Linked DNA regions of Mus musculus: region 2 is linked to region 1. Evidence: chromatin contacts called from ENCODE Hi-C or POLR2A ChIA-PET data. All regions are on one chromosome and are shown on one strand. The core of a region is the stretch at or near the end of the contact, and the rest is flanking DNA. Distances in the headings are between cores, read along the strand shown. Region 1 holds the start of Smim27 (small integral membrane protein 27). Region 2 holds the start of Dcaf12 (DDB1 and CUL4 associated factor 12).

Region 1 (6,960 bases), core at 1,535-4,034:
CCCATTAAATGTTGTCCTTATTAAGAGTTGCCGTGGTCATGGTGTCTCTTCACAGCAGTAAAACCTTAACTAAGACAGAATACCAATAGTCTTTTGAAAAGGGGGAAAAAAAAGTTGTGTGAAGGGATACAATTTGAATAAGCAAACACTTGGTGCAGGGTTTGATGATGAGAGTTCAACATAGTTGCTTAAGTTATGGAAAAGTTTGATATTGGTAGTGATCATCACCCACACCTCTGACAGTTTCCAAAGATGATAACAATTATATTTAACATATCTAAGCAAAGCAGCTAACAACATCCACAAATAGATAAAACAGAATGACTGGTAAAAAGCAATCTGCATTCTACTTGTAAATCTGAATAGTTTAAAATTTGTTAAGTCCTAAATGACCAAATTTAATTTCTTCTTTTTTTAGTGAGGCTAGACAGAGTTTCTCTGTGGAGCCCTGGCTGTCCTGGAACTCACTCTGTACACTAAGCTGGCCTTGAACTCAGAGCTCTGCCTGCCTCTGCCTCTGCTGGGATTAAAGGTATGCACCACCACTGTCCAGATTGAATTTCAATTCTGGTAATAATAAAATTTAATTGGGACCAGGCACCCTGGAATATTCCTGCATTCCCAGAAGACTGGAATATGAAGGCAAGACGGTGAGAAGACCAAGGTCATCCTTTGCAAAGTAGGGAACTCCAGACCACTCTTGGCTACAAAAGTCCCTGCCCCAAAATAAAAGGGGTGAGGGTTGCTTGGAAGCTAGCCCCGTGAAAGCCTCTCCTTCTAGATACGCATTGAGTGTGACTGACTGAAGAGCCCTGCACTTTGCATTCCATCTATTTCCAAACCCTCAAATCCTCTCAAACGAAACACTCTACCCTGTACTAGCTCAACTCTTAAGACACATACGTTTTTTCCTTCTTTCTCCACTTTAACATAGGACGGTGCCCAGTAGAACTGCTGCTTCCCAGTTCCGGTCTTAATCTCCGTGCCTTCAATCCCGTAACTGCCCCTCTCCAGTCTACCAATCAGAATCAGCAGCCCATGAGCAAAGGGCACTAACTAGATGTGTAATAAAGTCACAAGGCATACAAGCCCTGCCCACAATGTGTAGCACTGCACAACTCCTCTAGCCTTAACAGCTTCCTTAGTCCAAAACTACTGTCTCGGATGGAAAGACAACCACACCATGCATGTTACATAAACACGACCAACTGAAATGCTGATCCCATTTCACAGACAGGGTCCAGGGCTGGGGACCTACCAAGGTCACACTTCCTAACAGTGGCAACTGTTTTGCGCCGACACACAGCTCTATCCCGTATTCAGTTGCGCTCCAGCCCTTCAGGCAGTGCAGGGAGACACTCCCCTCGCTTGCCCACCGGTGCCGATCCACAGGTGCCCTGCAGCGTGGCGACCCCAGCCCTTGGGAGCTCCGGGTGGAAGAAGGCCCAGACCACAGGGCTGCTCCAGGGCCTACTGGAACCCCTCACCCATTGTTCCCGGCCGACTCACCTCCGAGGACGCGGTGGCAGGAACCGCTGGGCCGTTGGAAGCCAGCTCCCGCCGGCTCAGTAAGCTCGGCCGGTGGCGGCAGGATCCGCGAAGGCGTACCCGGCGGCTTCGGCGCCTCCCCTCCTCGGCAGGCACCAGAGGGGGCGCTTCACCCTCCTCGCGAGACAGCGGAGACCCCGGTGGCGGCGGCTGCGACCCCTATGACGTAGAACGTTCATCACCCACAGGCAGTTTGGAGGCGGAGAGAAGGCGAGACCAACCCCCCGAGCCCGCGCAGCAAAACACCGCTCCTCCACCCCCTTCCCCCGAGCTCTGGGCGCATGCGCCAAACCGCTGCCGCACGCAGGAGGCGGGACGTTACGGCACAGACCCCGGACCCTGCCCTGCCCCCACCGCGGGGGGGCACAGCACAAACTCCACAATCACAACCAAATATGCAGAAAGGCTGCCTCAGTATCAGTGGAACCTCACAAACTTCAACAAGTTGTTAGGATTCTCTATGGTGCCACGGGAACTGGACTGAGCTCCCAGAGCACCCTGGTCCTTCCGTCTATTTCAGCTGGGTTGACCATCAGGCATTTCTTTTACCCCGCCATAACTCCCTGCGGCCCGCTTCCCTCTTTCCACTCTCGGAAATCTACACTAAAAATGTATCTGACACATCTGCGCCCAAAGCCGAGCGGCCCAGCCTCTGCCGGCCAGGCTTCCACTCTGCACACCACCAGCATCCTGATAGTTGGCCTGCCAAGCTGCCTTTCTCGGGACTTAGTATTTCAAACTTGCTGCAGTCCCAAGCATTCGACAAACTGCCCGTCAACACTTGTTGGCCGGCAGATCCACCATGCGGGCTACCTGTACAACATATTTGAAAAGATTTCCAGCCATCAGCGATAATATTCTGTTTGTTCTTGGTGAACGGCTCAACTAACAGTTCCCAACGATGTTTTTGTTACGTAAAAGATGTTTAAGTCAAGCATAAACATATGAAGGTCTATCCGCATTTGGTGGAAACCGATGTGGGTGTGGGACGGCAACTTTGATTCTTCCACCGTGGACTATTTTCCAATAAACTTTTATATGCACACGATGGCACACTATCTTGTATTAATACCGCACTGCAAATGCAGGATAAAGCAGTTAAGGAATTCCTATGTGAGCGCAAAAAAGGCGCGATCTTCACATTTTCTCTTTTATTCCCTCTGCTGCCTGAAAGGCGGGCTAGGCCCGGATCACGTGATGTGTTCCAACTCCGGGCGGAAGCCCGCGGGAGCGCGCAGAGTCCCGCTGAAAAATGGCTGCTGCATCGGGGTGCAATGCGCCCGCGAGCAGGCTGTAGGGCCCTTGCCACCCCGTCCCCGCTGCTCCCTTACCATGAGGCCGATGAGTCGCCGAAGCCTGGACTGGACTTACTCCCTGGTAGGTACCGAGCAGAGCGGAGCTCCAGAGCGCACCATGGCAGGGCCCGCGAGCCGAAGGTAGACTGTTGGCTCGCAGCTTGGAACTCCAGAACCCATTCCTAAATTGAGCGTTCACGCCCTGCCCTCGGCTCCGCCTCTTCCTGGAGGACACGCTTTTCCGCCTCTGACGTCAGGGGTTGCAGGCCTGCTTGCCTCTGGGCTGCACTGTGTTAGAGGCATGTGATGCCTTTCCACCTGTAGCTGCTTGCTCGGGCTACACAGGGAAAGGACCCGGCACATTGATTTCTTCTTTTTGCTTTTCCTCCCCTCCTTTTAGTTGCTCCTTGCAATCGTCTTGCTCTCTTGGGGATTCGTCATCTATGCATCGACTGTAGCTGCACGACGACAACTACAGAAGGAGTTTCCAGACAAGTTCTTCTGAACGAACTTTTGTAATTCTTAGCAAACACTTCTTTTCTTCAGATGGCACCTATGTAGACTCAAAGTAAAATTCACAATACAAATTTGCGTGTGGCCTTTTGTGATAAGCGTTAACATGCCAATTTTTCAAAATGATCGGACAACACCCCCCCCCCCCTTTTTTTTTTTTCGAGACAGGGTTTCTCTGTATAGCCCTGGCTGTCCTGGAACTCACTTTGTAGACCAGGCTGACCTTGAACTCAGAAATCCGCCTGCCTCTGCCTCCCGAGTGCTGGGAGTAAAGGCGTGCGCCCCCACGCCCGGCTCTATTTTGTATCAGGTCATAGCTTTTCATTCTAGTGCTCAAACACTTCACATCCTCATGTCAAATCAGTATGTAAACAACACTGTGACTAAAATGTGTTTTGCATCCTGTTTATCAAAATGGACAGAAAAAAGTAGCTAATAGCTCTGTTTAGTATTTGTCTTTTTACTGTTAGTCTCAAATCATAGAACCTTTGGACAGTAACACGGACAGTGATAACACTCTGAGAATAAGCTTTATTAATTACTTTTCCAGGAAACAGATTCAGTAAATACAGCACTTTAGGAACATACTTGTGCTGTTACACAAGTCTGTTAAGTTTTTAAGGACTCTTCAATGATGTTGATCAGGAAAATCTCTCATTGGTGGAATTACTTCTCCAGTCTCCAGAATTGTATCACCCTAGGGAAAACAGGAAGTGTTTAATAGAGATTTTTCACCAAATATACATTTCATTGTAAATATTCCAACATTTGCTCAACACAATAAATGACTATAAAGATACTTTCTTTACATTTGTTAAATTTAAGCCAGGTCTGATGGTGAATTAATCCCAGTGCTCTAGAGGTAGAGGCAGGCAGATCTCTAGTTTGAAGCTAGCTGGTCTACATAGCAAGTTTCAGGGCAGACAAGACTACATAGATCGACCCTGTCTTAAAACAAACAAAAAAACAACAAAAAGAATCCCCAAAAAAGGCCATTAAAATTATTTTGCATTTTACCTAAAACATTTCAATTTAGGTGCTAATTTTTTACTTGTACTGATTTGTAAATGAAGCTAAAAAAGATTAATCAAACTATTACATGAGGACTTAAAAATTAAAAGGCATACTAAAGTGCATATTTAGACGGTAGACTGTAGTTCTGAAGCATGGATATACTTGTGAGACTATCTATCTCCACAATCAAGGTAATGACATCCTTCTGATTACAAGATTTAGTATTTTATTCCTTCAATCTATTGTCTCAACATCCACCTCCAAGTTTCAAAAATACTGTGCATAGATGGTCACTCTATGCTAGTCCATGTTCAGGCACTGCATGAAAAAGCTAGTTATGCTCTATTATTCATTTTAATAAGGGCTGGGACAAACAGACTGGGAGGACAGCCTGACTCATACTAGTCTATCCTATCAGGAAGAAGGAAACTTGTTCTGTTAAGCCAGAGACTTGGAACCCTGTCATGGCCTGGTCTATTCTAGAGGACACAGACGGTCTTCAGTTTCTCAAAAGAGAGACTCTGGGGCTGGTGAGATGGCTCAGTGGGTAAGAGCACCCGACTGCTCTCCCGAAGGTCAGGAGTTCAAATCCCAGCAACCACATGGTGGCTCACAACCATCTGTAACAAGATCTGACGCCCTCTTCTGGAGTGTCTGAAGACAGCTACAGTGTACTTACATATAATAAATAAATAAATCTAAAAAAAAAAAAAAGAGAGAGACTCTGGAACTGGTCAACAACACAGACACAGAACAGGACAGCTGTAGCAAAAGAGGACATTCAGAAAATAAAGAAATGCTACGAAACCACTGACATGGCTTTGTAAACAGAGCCTGTCTTCTCCTTTGACCATGAATGGCATCATAAACATATAATTAAATAATCAGGCAAGCAAAGAATAAATAAATATTAGTCAGCTAACAAAACCATCAAGTTAATGCCCAACTTTGAGGCTGCCTGGGGTCTGACATACACTGATTACAGGACATTTCTTGTTAGTTTGTAAAGCAGAGTTCCAGGGTGGACTGTTAGCCAAATTTGATGGTTCTCCCTAAAAGTCTCCTTTTGCGGCTCTTAACAGATAACTGTAACATATGCTACTTAATTTAAGTTTCAATTTACCATTATGGAGGCTCATTCATTACTCACATAGTAGCAGTCATTTATTGCGTTGAACAACTTGAGTACTAGTATTAAAGGCATGAGGGAATTTTTTAAATTACTTTTAGAGCTTACATCTTTGTAACATAAAATTGAAATTGACACAAATGTGTCTTAACTTCACAGATTGAGAACTATAAGCATAAAGCCAAAGAAGTTAGAATCTGGGAATGACAGAACCTCAGCTGTTAGCTGCCTGTACATCTATCTCTTCAGGCTCGTGCTGTAATTCTTGACCCCTGAGAAACCTGGTGGTGCCTCCTACTGTAGGGCAGTCAAGGTCATCAAACAAGGTGGAGACATACAGTATCCGCTCCTCATTTTCCACCATCACACCAGCCCTCCTCCCTTCCTCCTATGATACACAAACTGCATTTAAGCTGACAGTAAGAAAAGACCATTTTATTGTGATGAACTTGGCAATCACTTGTAGAAGTGGGGAGGGATAACATACAAGCAAAAAACTGGAATTTTGAGACTTACTGGAAATATCCTGGGCTTCGAGCTAACAATGGTGTATGGTTTAGTCTGCAATAAAAATAAATCTGTGTAAGTTACAGGGTTAGAAATTTTCTGAAAATATGGTAGATCTTTCCCAAATATTTTTATTTAAGTCTCCAATTTTCCCAGAACTCTGGGCGCATATTAATTAAACACCTCCACTTAGCTGTCAGAGCTCCAACTTGTGCACTCAACAACACAGCATCATATTCCAAAATGGATCAGATTTCTGCTCAAAGTTTCACAACCCTCAAAAGAAAAAAGATGGAGTCCTTGCTGTGACCTCTAAAACCCAGCAGGATTCACACCTAGAAAATCATTTGACTTTCTACACTCCCTCCCTTATTGTCCCTTAGTCACAATGGCTCCTTAGCTAATAGTCCAATCAATAAAGCCTAGGATGTCCCAGGGCTTTTGTGCTTCCTCTACCTGAAATATACTCCTGGTTATCTAGTTTTTCCCTCTTCTCATTCCAATTAGGTACCTTTTACTATCACCTCTGCAGAGAGGTCCAATTAAACCAGCAGCTCCCGGTCATGCTCTATTCTTTCACCATGCTCAATCTCTTTTAGAGAACTGAACACCTCTTATAACAACATATGTCTCTTATTCATGTGCTTACTGCCAGTCTCCAAGACTAGAATAAGCCTTTCACGAAGCAGGGACACAATCTGTCTGCTGTGTATACTGCTGTACCCACGTTTACAGTGCTTTGCATACAGAAAGAGGCATTTAATATATAAATTTGGATAAACTCATAAAGCATGTATGTCTACATAAGATACCATATCAAAATATTTAAAAATTACTGGCATGATGTAAAACATAGCATTATATAAGGCAAGAGGGCCAAGATTATGAGAGAAACATAAGACTATAATACGAGGAAAATAAAATATCTTTATTATATGAACTGTGGCCAGGGCC
Region 2 (6,960 bases), core at 1,857-4,356, 1.0 Mb after region 1:
TGGGTTCTGGGGATCAGGCTTGGGCAGCGAGCATCTTTCCACTGAACAATCTCACAGGCCCATAGTTCTTGATGTAGAGTAACCTTTCTTTTAAATAACCCCAGATACGTTTTGGTCCAGGGTCAGTTTACTCGCCATTCTAACATTACCTGTCTATCCACACTAGGTGAGTTAAAAACAGAGGGAGGGCTAGACAGAACTATTTCCCCAACTCCAGTCCTACATCTCCTAGCATCTACGACTTCTGAGATGTCTTGCCATCTGCACACTTCCATTCCAATCATATCCACTTTCTTAAAAAGATAAACCACTGCACAGACTTGTAAGCGTCCTTGTGCAGGAGCCCTGCTAATCTTCTCTGTAGCGTCCCAATTTAAGTATGTATACAATGCTAAAGCAAGCACCACACCCACTCTTTTGACTCTTCTAGCTTGTAACCATACTGGTTACATAGTTTCCTGATAAGATTTCTACTCCAATTACTTATAACCCTTACTCTCTTTAAAACTGCTCCCTTACTCTCATGTCCATAATTTTCCTCTCTTCTTTGCAAATGCCCATATGCCACTAGGCACACACACACACACATTTGTCCCAGAAACTAATCATATCTTTGAGTTTTGTTTGTTCTGAGACAAAGTCTCAACTATAAAGCCCTGCCTGACTTGGAACTGTAACAATTCTATTGCCCCAGATTCCAAAATGCTACATTTGGATTCTAATATATGAAAAAGTATTTGTCTCATTTCTACCTTCAGCTTGGTGCTTAATACTTCTAACTATGTCAAAGGCTGATACACAGCAATGAAACGGTCACTACCGTGTACCCTAAATGATGCTCTGACATCAATTTCTCTTTGAGGCCTCTTATCTAAAACACTAGAAGCAGCAGCATACAGAGTCAGGGGACCTAAAACACATGTTCATTTGAAGGGGTCGGGAGACTCAGAAGTGAGAAAAGAAGCAGAAAAAGAGGACAAGGTCACCAATGAAGGAGGAGGGAGAGAGGGAAGCTGATGGGAGCACGTTTCCCTCAAGAGCCCAGACCCACACTACAGTTTACTCATTCCTTGAGCACTTCTTTGTCCTAACACTTCTAATTAAAAATCTCTTAATAAACTCCAACTCTGCTTACAAAAAAAAAAAAAAAAAAAAAAAGGCAAACAAACGGGGAAAGACGAACAGTGAAAGGTGCTAGAGTAAACCAAGTCCCACATCTCAGACCTAAGAAAAAGGAAGCACAGCCCACACCGCTGAGCTCTGGGAGGCAGAGACAGGCAGATAGATAGTTCGAGGCCAGCCTGGTCTATGGAGTGAGTTCCAGGACAGCCAGGTCTTCACAGAAAAACCCTGGTCTCAACCAAACCAAACCGCAGCAGCAACAAAAGGAAGACAAAGAGCACTCCTGATACTTACTGTGTTGCATTTCGTGCCACACACCACTTGCCTATGATTCAACCACTGAGAAGCAAACACTTTATTAAGGGTCCCGAGGTGAAATTCTCTCTCCTTGAGGAGACTGGGAAGCTGTTGTGCTGCATAACCATGTAACAGGCGAGAGTAGCTGGTCTCATTCTGGAGCCTGACTTCGCGGTTCTTCAGGTAGTACACTAGGGATCTCTTCACTGGGGGGAGTCTTTTCCTTTTGTGCAGCGAATGATCCCAGCCAAACTGTGAAAGCCAACATCAGAAATCAGGGGTTTGGCCACTTTTCCTTCAGACAAGAAGTCTGACCGTTTTATAAAAGAACCAACACGAATTCGTCCTTCGGGATTTACACAATCAAACATTTAACAGAAGATTTGTAATCCAGAAAGTACAGTTTAACTCGGCTAGCACTGAAATAAGGCTCTCATAATGAAGACTACTTAGAAAATGGATAAACAGGGCAAAAAAAAGTTAACTAAACCTTTGAGGAAAGTGGAGGGCTCAGAAATAACATATACCCAGGTGTCCTTGATAGTTACGAAATGAAGTCCATATTACAGAACCCACCTGGGCTGCACTTCTACCCAGCCCCCTTCTCCCTCTCCGCCTGTGCACCCCGTAGAGCATAAAGAGTATAGCTCAAAGAGCCAGACTGGGGTCTCGGATCTTCCAGGGATGTACAGTCAATGGCCGCTCATCTGACTCCGCGCGACTTGCGCTGCGGGCAGTTTTAGAATTCGAAAAATCAAATACCAACGGGGTAACCTGCGTCGGAATCCCAAGTCCAAGAGGCCTTCCTCTCCAAAGGGGGCAATATAGAGATGACACCTGGTGTTTCTTCTAGATGTCTAAAGAGCCAAAGGGGCCTGCACCCAGTTTAGGAGATGGTTTCCTTGATAAGAGACCATCGGCCCTTATTCCTAGTGCCACTGGAAGGTCCACTTCAATCTCCTTCCCAGTAACTTCGGAAGGTCGGTCTTACTTCCGATTCCCCTTGTCTTCATTTTCTCCTCCCTCCAGGAACGAGGAGGTCCTGAAGCTCTCTATCCCTAGCTGCTGACTTCCAGCGGAAGGCGTCATTTTGTAGTTTTCTTTTGGCTCCTCACCCTTCCGGCCCGCCTGCTCGCCAGTACACTGCAGAAGGACCGGTCACTGCTCTACAGTCCCGGCTCCGGTTCTCGTCCCGCCCTGGCCCCAGGTTCCTGAACCCAGCTGGAACGCCCTAAGCCCCTGCTAGGTGATGACCCAGACCTGTGAGCCCTCACCTGCGGGCCCTGAGCGTCGCTCCCGGCTCCTGGCGAGGCAGACGCTTTCCGCTTCCTGCTAACTGCTTTCCGGGCCATAGTGGGCAGCGCCGCCGTGGCCCCGCAGCCACATGAGGCGGAGAAGGCAAGGGGCGGCAGGGCGACGGGTCATGAACCGGGCCCTGGGGCCGCGCGCTTTCGAGCGCCCGGCCCGGAAAATGGCTCGGATCCCGGGCAGCAGTCGATCAAAATGAGGCGCGTAAATGGAAGAAGGGAAAATCCGGGTTGGGAAAGGGGAAGGGGAAGGGAAGGGGAAGGAAAAGCAGGAACAAGCAGCTTTCCTACCGCCGTGTCTGGAAAGGACGGCGAGCGGCGAGAACCAAAACACCCCCCTCCCACTCGCCCGCGCCCCGTCACTCCTGCGCAGCCGCACATAGCAGCACGTCGCCACGGAGACACCGCCCAGACCAGCAGGGCGGGACTTAAGCGCAGCAAGGAGAATTGATGTCCTCGGAGAACTTCCGCTTGCCTCTTGCCAATGGCGGTTAAGCTGTGGCCAAAGGAATCCAGCCTTCTGTCGGGACATTTCCGACCTCAGCCAGCTCATCCTCTGGCATGCGGAAGTAAGCATGAGCTGCCTGGCTGCGGGACCAATCTTGAACCTGTAACCATCATGGTAGGATTAAAGATATTCTAGACACCCTGATTGCCAGATTGCAATCAGACTATTAAAACACTGGACTCTAAGAAATTGCAGTTTTCCTGGGAGAAGGAAAGGACAAGGGCACAGATGCCAGCCAATAGAGGAACTTGACTCCAGGAAAGATAGATCACAGTTGGGAAAACTTGTCAGACTACCTTCCCAGAGAAACTGGGCGAACAGATGATGGATGCGACCACACCTTGCCGACGACTGCTTACTTAAGCATAGCTGTTGCCTTTAAGCCTAAACAAACCACACGTCAGCCCCTAAGATGGACTAGGATAAGAGAATGTCCCGTCGTTGTTCTTTCCAATGAGACCGAGTTAACACCTTTCTTCAAGTTTCCCCTTACACTTTGTCTTTTAGTTGGCCTGTTGAGAATGAGTTAAGGCTGCTAGGGCCCAGGTTCTGACCCTTCCTTATACCTCAGAAGACGTTTCTTAATCCTGTAACTAGTAGCCTCACATTTAGCACTTTCCCCCAACATTCTCACAAACTGTCAATGGGCACAAAAGATTAGACACTTTAAGGAAGGCAGAGAACCCCACATCACACTCCTTCAAGATGGATTCAGGGTAGGAAGGCAGCAGTATGGTCAGATTTTTGCCACATCAAAGTACCAGAGCTAACGCAGGCTGCCTCACATGCCTGTTGGCACAGGTCTCCCCACACATACGGAGTCCCCAGATTCCATTCTCCACTTCTTTACTCTCCAGCTCCCTGTCTATTTTGACTCCTGTCTAAACCTCAAGTCACTTTTCCCCTTCTTTTATTTATTCCTTTTCTTTCTTTCCTTTTTTTTTTGAGACAGGGTTTCAGTGTATAGTCTTGGCTGGTCTGGAACGCAGCATGTTATATAAATCAATCTGGCCTCAAAAGTTATAGAGCTCCACATGCCTCTGCCTCCCCAGAGCTGAGTTAAAGGTGTGTGCAACCACATCTAATAAGTCACTTTCTTTCATAAAATGCCACCCTTTTTAGGTCTGCAAGGTCAAAGTCACACTGTCCTTGTGCTTCAGCAAATAGACCCATCGCTGTAATTCATGCCATTGCCTGCCTTTCTCTCGGAGCCCAGCCTTGATCTCCATTAAGGAGTGAAATCTTGAACCACAGAAAAGAGAGTGGTCATTTTTGGCATGTCCGGTTTGGACTGGCACCAGTCACCAAACAAAGCGGGATCACCCTTGCCTCCATTTTCCGAAGATCCTGAAGGAATGTGAGTGCCAGCTTCCACTTTCCTCAGGCAAAGAAACCCTTGGAGGAAGCAGGATGTTCTTGCTTGAGACTGACTGGCCTCAGGCTGTGGTGCCCAGTTACCTGCTGGTCCCTTCAGCTTCAGGCCTCATACCTCCAGGGAACTGTGTTGGCCCATCTGCCGTTCTGCCTACAAGAAGATTTGATTTGTTTTCCAGGTTGAAATGATGTGCCACCACCCCAGATCAGCACTGCAACTAACCCCTAATACTACCTTGGGAGAGGCAGCCCCATCTTTCCTGATTAGGCTTGTGTCTTCGGAGATTAACACATTGTGAGCGGGCAGGACTGTGGCAGCCCTCCCTTTCTGAGTCTGTTCTGGTTCTGTCTTGCCTCACAATGCTCTAGATGACCCAGTCGTTCACTGGACAAGAGTTTGGAACCCTTTGAGGATCTCCAGGCTCAGGCTGAGTGGGGCTGGACTCCTGGCATCCTCAGTCCATGTCAGGACACACAGGACACTGGTGCAGCTTCATTCTGTAAGTTGTCCTGCACACTGACATCCCAGGATTATCCTCAGATCCACACGCCAGATCATCTCTGTGGAAATGGAGTAAAGGTCCACTTGGAGGACTGAAAGTTCACCTTCCAGCTTTGTGTGTGTGTATATGTGTGTGTGCTGGGGGCTCAGACTCAAGGCCTTTTCTTTTCTTTTCTTTTCTTTTTTTTTTTTTTTTTTTTTTTTTTTGAGACAGGGTTTCTCTGTGAAGCCCTGGCTGGCCTTGAACTCAGAAATCTGCCTGCCTCTGCCTCCCAAGTGCTGGGATTAAAGGCGTGCACCACCACTGCCCTGCTTCAAGGCCTTTCTTTTGCTAAGCAAGTTCTTTACCACTCTGCTATGCCTTCAGCCATACAATAATTTTAAGTGTTACTGATCAAACCTAAGTTTTCTTGCATGGAAAATGCTAGCACTGAGCTATATATAGCCCCGACTCTTTTTTTTTTTAAAGATTTATTTTATGTATGAGTATACTGTTGCTCTCTTCAAACACACTAGGAGAGGGCACCAGATCCCATTACAGATGGTTGTGCAGAATTGAACTGAGTTGCTGGGAATTGAACTCAGAACCTCTGGAAGAGCAGTCAGTGCTCTTAACCACTGAGCCATCTCTCCAGCCCCTCCTCTCTTTTTTTTTTAACCTTTTGTTTTTCTTCCCACTCTTCTTCTCGTCTTTTCTCCTTTCTTTTTTTTCTCCCCCAACCCCAGCTCTCTCGCTCAGATGAGCCAATGATGATCTCAAACTGTTGATCCTCTTTTATTTGTGACTCTGTTGCTGCTGTGTGTGCGAGGCAAGCTCTCCTCCGACTGAGCTAAACTTTTCTATGTTTGTTTTGTCTTGTTAGACAGGCTTGGACTGTGGGACAGGTTGGCCTTGGACTTCTGATACTGCTCTGGCTTCATTTTCCTGTGAGCTAGGATTACGGACATGAACCACCAAGCTTGGCTTTTCTTCCTTAAGAAGTACTGTTTTTAGTTCCCAAGCTAGCTTTAAACTTCCCATCCTTTTATCTAAGCATCCCAAGTAACTATGATTTCAAATATGTACCACAAAGTCTGGCTCCTGCAAGATATATGTATATAAGCATGTATATATTACATATTTTGTGTGTGTGTGTGTGTAGACACACATGGCGGTATGCATGTACATTGTAGTGGTTTGAATTAAAATGACCCCCATAGACTTTGAATGCTTGGTCCCTAGTGTGTAGAACTAGGAAGGATTAGGAGATGTGGCTTTGTTGGGGGAAGGTGTGTCATGGCGGTGAGCTTTGAGGTTACAAAAGCCCAAGCCAGGCCCAGTGTCCCTCACAGCTACAGCTCAGTGCCATACTTGCTTGCTGCCTTGTTTCCTGCCATGATGGTCATCAACTTACCTTTTGAAACTGTAAGCAAGCCTCCAATTAAATGCTTTTTTAAAATAAGTTGCTTGGGGGCTGGAGAGATGGATCAGTGGTTAAGAATACTGACTGCTCTCCAGAGATCCTGAGTTTAATTCCCAGCAACCACATGGTGGCTCACAACCATCTAGAATGGGATCTGATGCCCTCTCAATTCAGCACCCACATGGCAGCTGACAGCTGTCTGTGACTCCAGTTCCCGCATACCTGACACTCAGTTCTCCGGTACTGCACACATGCACAACAACACCATGCAGTTGAAACACCCACACGTATAAGATTAAGGATAAATAAAATGGTGACGTGTCCCATGAACAGGAAGGAAGGAAGCCGAGCAAATGAAACAAACAATGAAATGTTCTTTGACCCCATAGTCTCAACAGAGGTCCCAAGTCCCAGGTTAGGAGTCCGAGATACATGTCCATGTACACC

What was found. A loop is a pair of places that touch in the nucleus more often than their neighbours do. ChIA-PET counts read pairs that join two places held with the same protein, here RNA polymerase II (POLR2A).
Region 2: a map of T-helper 17 cell shows a loop between it and region 1 (4-fold over the local background). The contact joins the promoter of Dcaf12 here to the promoter of Smim27 in region 1. A Hi-C loop is called at or near these places in 2 of 37 maps with a recorded cell type or tissue (T-helper 17 cell and T-helper 2 cell). POLR2A ChIA-PET finds 5 or more read pairs at or near these places in 1 of 5 experiments (embryonic stem cell).

What each region holds. Positions count from the first base shown.
Region 1 is chr4:40,266,795-40,273,754 of GRCm38, forward strand. It overlaps Smim27 (small integral membrane protein 27), which reads left to right and starts at 2,785. Exons shown (of 2, transcript NM_001349093.1): 1 at 2,785-2,925; 2 at 3,244-3,434. The coding sequence starts at 2,881. The coding sequence ends at 3,348. It overlaps Topors (topoisomerase I binding, arginine/serine-rich), which reads right to left and starts at 3,047. Exons shown (of 3, transcript NM_134097.3): 1 at 2,880-3,047; 2 at 1,510-1,707. The coding sequence starts at 2,882. Ndufb6 (NADH:ubiquinone oxidoreductase subunit B6) reads right to left here. Exons shown (of 4, transcript NM_001033305.3): 3 at 6,016-6,060; 4 at 3,797-4,053. The coding sequence ends at 3,985.
Region 2 is chr4:41,311,795-41,318,754 of GRCm38, forward strand. Dcaf12 (DDB1 and CUL4 associated factor 12) reads right to left here and starts at 3,107. Exons shown (of 9, transcript NM_026893.3): 1 at 2,694-3,107; 2 at 1,417-1,671. The coding sequence starts at 2,771. It overlaps Gm46891 (predicted gene, 46891), which reads left to right and starts at 2,548. Exons shown (of 2, transcript NR_168697.1): 1 at 2,548-5,108. Gm26049 (a small nuclear RNA gene) reads right to left here and starts at 400; the gene lies at 297-400.